2 separate regions of the Homo sapiens genome follow, and region 1 is linked to region 2. A link is a contact called in ENCODE Hi-C or POLR2A ChIA-PET data. All regions are on one chromosome and are shown on one strand. Each heading gives the region's core, a stretch centred on a gene start or an enhancer-like site at or near the end of the contact. The rest is flanking DNA. Distances are from core to core; before and after follow the strand shown. Region 1 overlaps PRDM2 (PR/SET domain 2). Region 2 has its middle 58 kb from the start of PRDM2.

Region 1 (4,096 bases), core at 964-3,463, 84 kb before region 2:
GTTTTAAGTCAACCCATTATTTTTTGTCTTTTTTTTCTTTTAAATTACTCCTTTATTCCACATCTTGTCCCACTAGACCCATTGGTTTTTCCTTTTGGACTCATACACCCAGCAGAGGAAAGCTTTTTCTGTTATTGTCGTATCCTTCACATTACAAAAAGACCAAACTACAACAGAGCACCTCAGTTCACAGCAGCACAACCCAGACGCTGGGCAGCCCCAGGGCCCTCCCTCCCTTCTTCCCCACAGCCCCGCTGGACTCTCCATGGCCGTGGCTATGGCTGCAAACTGCCTAGAACATTTCTAGAAAATCAATGATTTGAGAAGTAGAAGGTAGATTCATGGGCTGGACTTCTGAAATAGAACCACCCTCTTTTCTTCCTTGGTTCTCCTTCACAGCTCTTACCACAATTTTAAATGCTTATTTGTATAGCTGTGTGTTTACTGTGTGCCTCCTCTGTGAGACTGCAGTGAAGACAGATGGTGTCTATCTTATTCAGTGTTGTGTTCCCCCAGCTTAGCAGTAGATTTCAAATGTTTGTTGTCACTTAAATACTTGAATGAGTACATGGCTCTTTGTAAGCTAACTTAAAGCTTTTTTTAAAAAGGAGGGATAGAAATAAATGAAAGAGCTGGGTCATCTATCAGGAAGTATCTCCTCCACATGTGCCTGAATTTCTTGAAATTGAGGTAGGTATTCTTCTGGATCAATATAAGAATCCTTTTTTAGAAAATGTGGTATGCCATTAATTCCAAGCAACCAATGTACAAGTGAACCTTAGGAACAAAGGAATGTTTTCAAAAAATTCTCTCCCCCACATACTCATAAACTGGGATCTCTTCTTGGTACATATCCTGACAGGATAAGATGTAATATCATATCTAAACAGGTTCATCTTGATTCTTATACTAAAGAATCACAATTTGATCCTGGCACTATTTCCCAGATTGATCTTGTCTAAAATAAGTTGCACCATCTACTCTATTTATTTATTTCTATATTTCCAAATCCCTGCTACAGGCCAGGCAATGTTCTAGGCAGCACGCTTGCCTCAACACGGCATCACTCTGGTAAGAAATAGAGACAAAATTAAACACATACATACAATGGCTGATGCCCTGTAGAAAACTCAAGCACAAAAAAGGGGACACATGCCTTCCGATCAGTGGCGAATGAAAAAAAAGAGGGGAACGCGAGGCGTGGTGGCTCACGCCTGTAATCCCAGCACTTTGGAAGGTCAAGGCGGGCAGATTACCTGAGGTCAGGAGTTCGAGACCAGCCTGGCCAAGATGGTGAAACCCCGTCTCTACTTAAAATACAAAAATTAGCTGGGCGTGGTGGCTCATGCCTGTAATCCCAGCTACTCAGGAGGCTGAAGCAAGAGAATTGCTTGAGCCCGGAAGGTGGAGGTTGCAATGAGCCGAGATCGTGCCACTGCACTCCAGCCTGGCTGACAGACCGTCTCAAAAAAAAAAGGAACACAGTCATGGAGTAGGGATGGAGATGCCTGTTCAGACAGAATGCTGAGGCCTCTCTAGAAGTAGAAAGGGAATCTGTGACAATATTGGGGAAACATGTCAGGAAAAGAAAACAGCCAGGACCAAATCTCAAATTAAGAGGAAACGCAGTATCCAGGCAAAAAGACCCATGTGTCCAGAGCAGAGAAGGTAGGAGAAGCAGCTAGAACTGAGGCAGGAGGGGCAGGCAGGGGTAAGGTCTCTGAGAAACACTCATCGCCATTCGCTTGTCTACCCAGAATAAGCAGAATAGAAGTCATCAAGCAGAGAGCAGAGAGCAGATCGCAAGCTCCGCAAGGCACCCCAGCTGCTGGCGTCTCCCAGTACGCCCTGTCCTTGCTGCCCCTGAATAGAAGTATGTTCCTGTCTCATGGGTTTTTAACACTGATCACTGTGATATGAAAGAAGCTAAAGAACTTCTCTGCTTCCCTATTAGCTGACCTCAATGAGGACTCATTATTTGACTGCTTAATGAAGTACAGTCTTTAAACATGTATCAATGAACAGATCTGGAACAGTATGTATTAAATTTAACATGTTAAATTTAAGTCAATTTAATGTCATTTAGTTATTAACTATTAATTGATCTCATTAATTCGATGTTTCCAACTTCCTACCTCAAACTCAAAGAAAGTCACTACCCGCTTCTCTTCCCCCAATTAATCGCCAAAGCGTCTCTCCTTCATTCAGCCCATCCGTCAGTCATTAACACATACTCCCTGAGTGTCTGCTCAGAGCTAGCACCATGCTAGGACCCCCTCCTCATGAAGCCCACTGGCTAGAGGAAGAACTTCTCTGTTCCTGCTCCCTGAGACAAGAAACCTTGGACAGATTTTGATTCACGAGTTTTGACCTTGCTGGGGAGCCTCTGAAGGGCCCTTCTACTGCTTTCCTGATACATTTTCTCTGACCCAGGATGACCTTTCCATGCTGGACGGGGTGAGGAGCTTAGGGAATATAACATTTATTCCATCCTCTGAGCCAAGATCTGTGCTAAGCACTTTACATGCATTACCTCATTTAATCATCACAACAGTAACAATCACAACTAACACAGATGGAGCGTTCAAGATGTGTCAGATACAACTGTGAGCACTTATCACCTCATTTAATCTGCACACTACCAATTGCTATAGGCACTTCTATGATCTCCACGTTACAGATGAAACTAAACTTTGCCCATAGTCCCAGCCAGCAGGTGGCAGAGCTAGGTAATTTCAATCCAGACAATCTCGCTTCAGGGTCTGGATTCTCAAATACTATGCCACAGAGCAGCCCTGCTGAGTAACTTTCCCAAGCTACATAGTTTTGAAGTAGTGGAGCCAAGATAAAATCCAGACAGATTCCAGAGTCTACATTCTAACCACCAACCCAGTGGGGTCTCATACCTCACAGTCCGTGGACACCTGAGAATTCCCTTTCTGGGGCCCACAAGGTCAGAGCTATTGCTATAACAACACTAAGATGTTGTCTGCCTTTTTCACTCTCAGATGTGTAGAGTGGAGTTTTCTGGAGGCTATCATGTGTGAAAATGTCATCATTCTGGTGGCTTATGAAATGTGTGATTGTTTAATCTTATGTTTTAAATTTTTCTGATTTATGAATAAGGCCTGTAGTCTAACTAGCATTATTATACCAAATCAATTTCCTAGCTTTCATATTGTACTAAAGCTTTGTAAGATGTTACTGCTAGAAAAGGCTGGGTAAAGAGTACACAGGACTTGGGCCGGGCGCAGTGGCTCATGCCTGTAATCCCAGCACTTTGGGAGGCCGAGGCAGGCAGATCACTTGAGGTCAGGAGTTCAAGACCAACCTGGCCAACATGGTAAAAACCTATCTCTACTAAAAAAACAAAAACTAGCTGGGCGTGGTGGCGCACACCTGTAATCCCAGCTACTCAGGAGGCTAAGGCAGGTGAATCACTTGAACCCGGGAGGCGGAAGTTGCAGTGAGCCGAGGTTATGCCACTGCACTCCAGCCCGGGGGATAGAGCAAGACTCCTTCTCAAAAATAAATAGAGTACATAGGACTCTCTACACTATTCTTATAACTTCATGTGGATCTATAACTATTTCAAAATACTTTGTTATAATTTCCAATATGGTAAACATCCATAGATACAACAAACATCATCAAAAAGCTCAAGCTGCTACTGCACTAAGACCGCCTCCAGTCTTCCATCGTACCTCCCCTCTCAGGGCTAAGAAGACAGGACCGACTCCTAGAGACCAAACCTACAAGAGTGGAGGGAGGCAGGGGGGCTTAATCCAAACATTCATGTCCTACGTTCTCCCCTTCCTGGGCACCTCCCCCACTTCCTGAGTACAACTGTTAACATTAAAAACTACAAGCGTTACAACTATAAGCTTTCTCCCCTCTTCCTCCTCCTTCCTTTTTCTCCCTTTATGCCCTGCAATATCTTTTTCTTCCATACTTTGTTTTATACATTTTCCCTTAAAAATAAGCCATGAACTTTGGGAGGTTGAGATGGGTGGATCACGAGGTCAGGAGATCGAGACCATCCTGGCCAACATGGTGAAACCCCGTCTCTACTAAAAATACAAAAATTAGCTGAGTA
Region 2 (4,249 bases), core at 397-2,896:
TTGGAATTTGCCATTAGATATTGGAATACGTTCTTAAATAAATGTGGTTATGTTATGCATCATTTTAATGGGCATTTCTCACTTTATATATATATATTTTTTTGCTAATGACTTATTGCTTGCTGTTTATTTTATGTTTATTTTAGACTGTGGAAATATTAGACAAAAAGCAAATTTGAGCAGTTTTCTTATTCGAGTTCAAAATGGGCCGTAAAGCAGCAGCGACAACTCACAACATCAACAACGCATTTGGCCCAGGAACTGCTAACGAATGTACAGTGCAGTGGTGGTTCAAGATTTGCAAAGGAGACGAGGGCCTTGAAGATGAGAAGCATAGTGGCTGGCCATAGAAAGTTGACAATGACCAGTTGAGAGCCATCGTGGAAGCCGATCTTCTTACAACTATACGAGAAGTTGCCAGAGAACTCAACATCAACCATTCTATGATTGTTCGGCATTTGAGGCAAATTGGAAAAGTGAAAAAGCTTGATAAATGGGTGCCTCATGAGCTGACAAAAAATCAAGAAAATCATCGTTTTGAAGTGTCATCTTCTCTTATTCTACACAACAACAGCGAACCATTTCTCAACTGGATTGTTATGTGCAATGAAAAGTGGATTTTAAGGCCGGGCGCGGTGGCTCATGCCTGTAATCTCAGCATTTTGGGAGGCTGAGGTGGGCAGATCACGAGATCAGGAGATCGAGACCATCCTGGCTAACACGGTGAAACCCCATCTCTACTAAAAATACAAAAAAAAAAAAAAAAATTAGCCGGGTGTGGTGGTCCCAGCTACTCAGGAGGCTGAGGCAGGAGAATGGCGTGAACCCGGGAGGCGGAGGTTGCAGTAAGCCGAGGTCACGCCACTGCACTCCAGCCTGGGTGACAGAGCGAGACTCCGTCTCAAAAAAAAAGAAAAGAAAAGAAAAGTGGATTTTATACGACAACCAGTGATGACCAGCTCAGTGGTTGGACCGAGAAGAAGCTCCAAAGCACTTCCCAAAGCCAAACTTGCACCAAAAATGGTCGTGGTCACTGTGTGGTAGTCACTGTGTGGTGGTCTCTGCTGCCAGTTTGATCCACTACAGCTTTCTGAATCCCAGTGAAACTATTACACTTGAGAAGTATGCTTAGCAAATCGGTGAGATGCACCAAAAACTGCAATGCCTGCAGCTAGCATTGGTCAACAGAAAGGGCCCAACTCTTCTCCACGACAATGCCTGACTGCACGTTGCACAATCAATGCTTCAACAGTTGAATGAATTGGGCTACAAAGTTTTACCTCATCTTCCATATTCACGTGACCTCTTGCCAACCAACTACCACTTCTTCAAACATCTCGACAACGTTTTGCAGGGAAAATGCTTCCACAACCGGCAGGATGCAGAAAACACTTTCCAAGAGTTTGTTGAATCCTGATGCATGAATTTTTATGCTACAGGAATGTACAAACTTATTTCTCATTGGCAAAAATGTGTTGATTGTAATGGTTTCTATTTTGATTAATAAAGATGTATTTGAGCCTAGTTATAATGATTTAAAATTCATGGTTTGAAACCGCAATTACGTTTGCACCAACCTATAAAAAGAGCCTGGCACCTCCTTTCTCTCTCACTTCCTCTCTTGCCATGTGATCTCTGCACATGCCTGCCCTGCTTCTTTGCCCTCTGCTGTGAACGAAAACAGCCTGAGGCTTTCACCAGATGCCCAGTCCTCCAGCCAGCAGAACCATGAGCCAAATAAACCTTTTTTCTTTATAAATTACCCAGCCTCAGGTATTCCTTTATAGCAACACAAATGGACTAAGACAAACATAAGGGAATGAATTCTCATACATAGCAATAAGTCCACAGGTAAGGCAGGCTGCAGGCTTAGTCTGTTGTGGCTCTGGCCTTGTTTCTCTGTCTCTCTCATCTCTTCTGTTCTTGGCTGAGCCTCAGTCCCATGGGTGGATGCCAGATGGGAGCAGTAGTTCCAGGCAGCACACTCAGAAATAACCACTTCTAAAATGAAAAAAGCCATCTTTTTCTTGGGCCTCTTTTTAGGAATAAGAAAACCTTTCCCAGAGGCTCCCACCCACAACAGAATTCTCTTCTCTTCTCCATGGTCAGGATTAGTCCCCATGCCTCTTCTAAATCAATCACTGGCAAGGGAAATGAGATCCAGATTGAATTAGATTGACTGCTTGGGAATAATGGATGTTGGAGAGTTGACGACAGATTGTCACCTCTCTTCATGAATGACAAGTCTGTACAGCAATAGTGGCCAGAGACAGGTGCAGCATCTCACTGTGGATTAGACCATTCTCACTGAATAGCAAAATTCATTCCATGATTTCAGCTCTCAGTGGTTGGAGACTATCACCAGGTGAGCTGGGCACAGGTACGGCAGCCTCAGGGCCCTACAGAGCAGGCTCAATGTCCCTCTTCTTCCTTTGACAGCCAGGCTTGGTACCTTAATGACTGCTGGACATATCAAAGTCCTTTTAATACAACTCTGATAGATGTATTAATGGTGTTGCCCTGGCCTCCTAATCTATAGCTGTTGACTGTCCTCACAACAGCACAAAATGTAATTTTCCAGAGCAACAGTTCAGTTGAAGAAATGGTCATATTTTCATTTCCTGAATGCATGTTCAGAGGTAAGAAAACTGTGTGTGCTTTGAAGAAAAATTAGCAGTAATCATAGGTTATGCGAAAAGTCATCTGACAAATTTAGGAAGGTCAGTACATGCAAATATTTGTTTGTGTTTTCAGGGCTGAATGCAAGGCTGGAGACGCTTAGCCTTTATTCTAAAGGAGCCTCTTTAAAATATGGATAAATGGACTGAATTTCATCCAAAGCTCAAGCTGGAGCAATGCTGCCAGACCACAAATTGACTCTTTGCAGTGTTATTTCTGGGGCAGCTGTGGTGTGGATAACTCAGAGCATGCACTGATCTATAACTGAAGGCAAATGGGCGTCCTTTGGGCACCAGCTGCTACCATCATCAACCAACACTCTTCTCATTTTTAGGACTTGGCCAAAGGTCTGTGTGGATGTGTTACCTTGTTAGGAAAACACACAAAAACAAATTGGAGAGTCAATAAGAAGGAGTTTAAATTGATATTACAGAGGCCCAATGGCAGAATCGGGATCATCAGGCTTCCCATTGACACTAAGATCAAGACCCAAATCCTTCACATGCCTGTGAGGCTGGGCATGACCTGACTCCACTCACTGGCCCAGCCTCCTCTCCTGCTGCTCCCCTAGGTCTCTGCACTACAGCCACGTTGGCCTTCCTTGGCTCCTTCCTGCCTGAGATCCTGGCCACATGCTATTTCCTCTGCTGAGAATGCTCCTTCCTGCCTGAGAGCCTGGTCACATACTATTTCCTCTGCTGAGAATGCTCCTCCATCTGTCCTGTCTTGGCCTGACTCCTGCTAGCCCCTCAGACCCCATGTAAACATCACTTCCTCAGGGAGACCTCTATGAACCCCCAAACTAGCTTTCATGTCCTTGTGTACTATGCTTTGAGTGTATATGTCCCCCCAAAATTCATGTGGTGGAACTTAAACCCCTAGGTAATAATATTAAGAGGTAGGGACTTTTGTGATTAAAAGTCACAAGTGCTCCACTCTTATGAATGGGATTAATGCTCTTTTAATTTTTTTATTTTTATTTTTTATTTTTTTGAGATGGAGTCTCACTCTGCTGCCCAGGCTGGAGTGCAGTGGCGCAATCTCTGCTCACTGCAAGCTCCGCCTCCTGGGTTCACACCATTCTCCTGCCTCAGCCTCCCGAGTAGCTGGGACTACAGGTGCCTACCACCACGCCCGACTAATTTTTTGTATTTTTAGTAGAGATGGGGCTTCACCGTGTTAGCCAGGATGGTCTCGATCTCCTGACCTCGTGATCCGCCTGCCTTGGCCTCCCAAAGTGTTGGGATTACAGGCGTGAGCCACCGCGCCCAGCCAGATTAATGCTCTTATAAAAGAGGCTTCAGAGAGCTGCCTGGCCCTTCTATTTCCTCTGCCATGTGAGCACACAACATTTGTCCCTTTTACCCTCCTGCTTTTGGCCACGTGAGGACACAGCAGCAAGGCACCATCTTAGAAGAAGAGAGCAAGCTCGCACTAGACACTGAATCTGCCTGTTCCTGGATCTTGGACTTTCCAGCTTCCAGAGCAGTGAGAAAATAAATTTCTGTTCTTTATAAATTACTCAGTCTTGGGCATTTTGTTATAGCAACACGAACAGACTAAGACACTG

The links. Hi-C counts contacts between places; a loop is a spot of excess contacts on that map. ChIA-PET counts read pairs that join two places held with the same protein, here RNA polymerase II (POLR2A). Pooled maps may share reads with other maps.
Region 1: a pooled map shows a loop between it and region 2 (2.5-fold over the local background). The contact joins two enhancer-like sites. A Hi-C loop is called at or near these places in 1 of 168 maps with a recorded cell type or tissue (B cell) and 2 of 50 pooled maps. POLR2A ChIA-PET finds 5 or more read pairs at or near these places in 4 of 52 experiments (GM12878, OCI-LY7, activated B cell and 1 more).

What each region holds. Positions count from the first base shown.
Region 1 is chr1:13,724,651-13,728,746 of GRCh38, reverse strand. All of the region lies in intron 2 of PRDM2 (PR/SET domain 2), which reads right to left. Among named protein-coding and RNA genes, the nearest start is that of PRDM2, 27 kb to the right of the region's middle. Within about 2 kb of position 2,213, at least 3 of the 41 ENCODE cell types and tissues checked have a DNase peak (open chromatin) inside an H3K27ac peak, as active enhancers do; they include B cell, where a contact is called at or near this core.
Region 2 is chr1:13,640,193-13,644,441 of GRCh38, reverse strand. No RefSeq gene overlaps it. Among named protein-coding and RNA genes, the nearest start is that of PRDM2, 58 kb to the left of the region's middle. Within about 2 kb of position 1,646, at least 4 of the 41 ENCODE cell types and tissues checked have a DNase peak (open chromatin) inside an H3K27ac peak, as active enhancers do; they include B cell, where a contact is called at or near this core.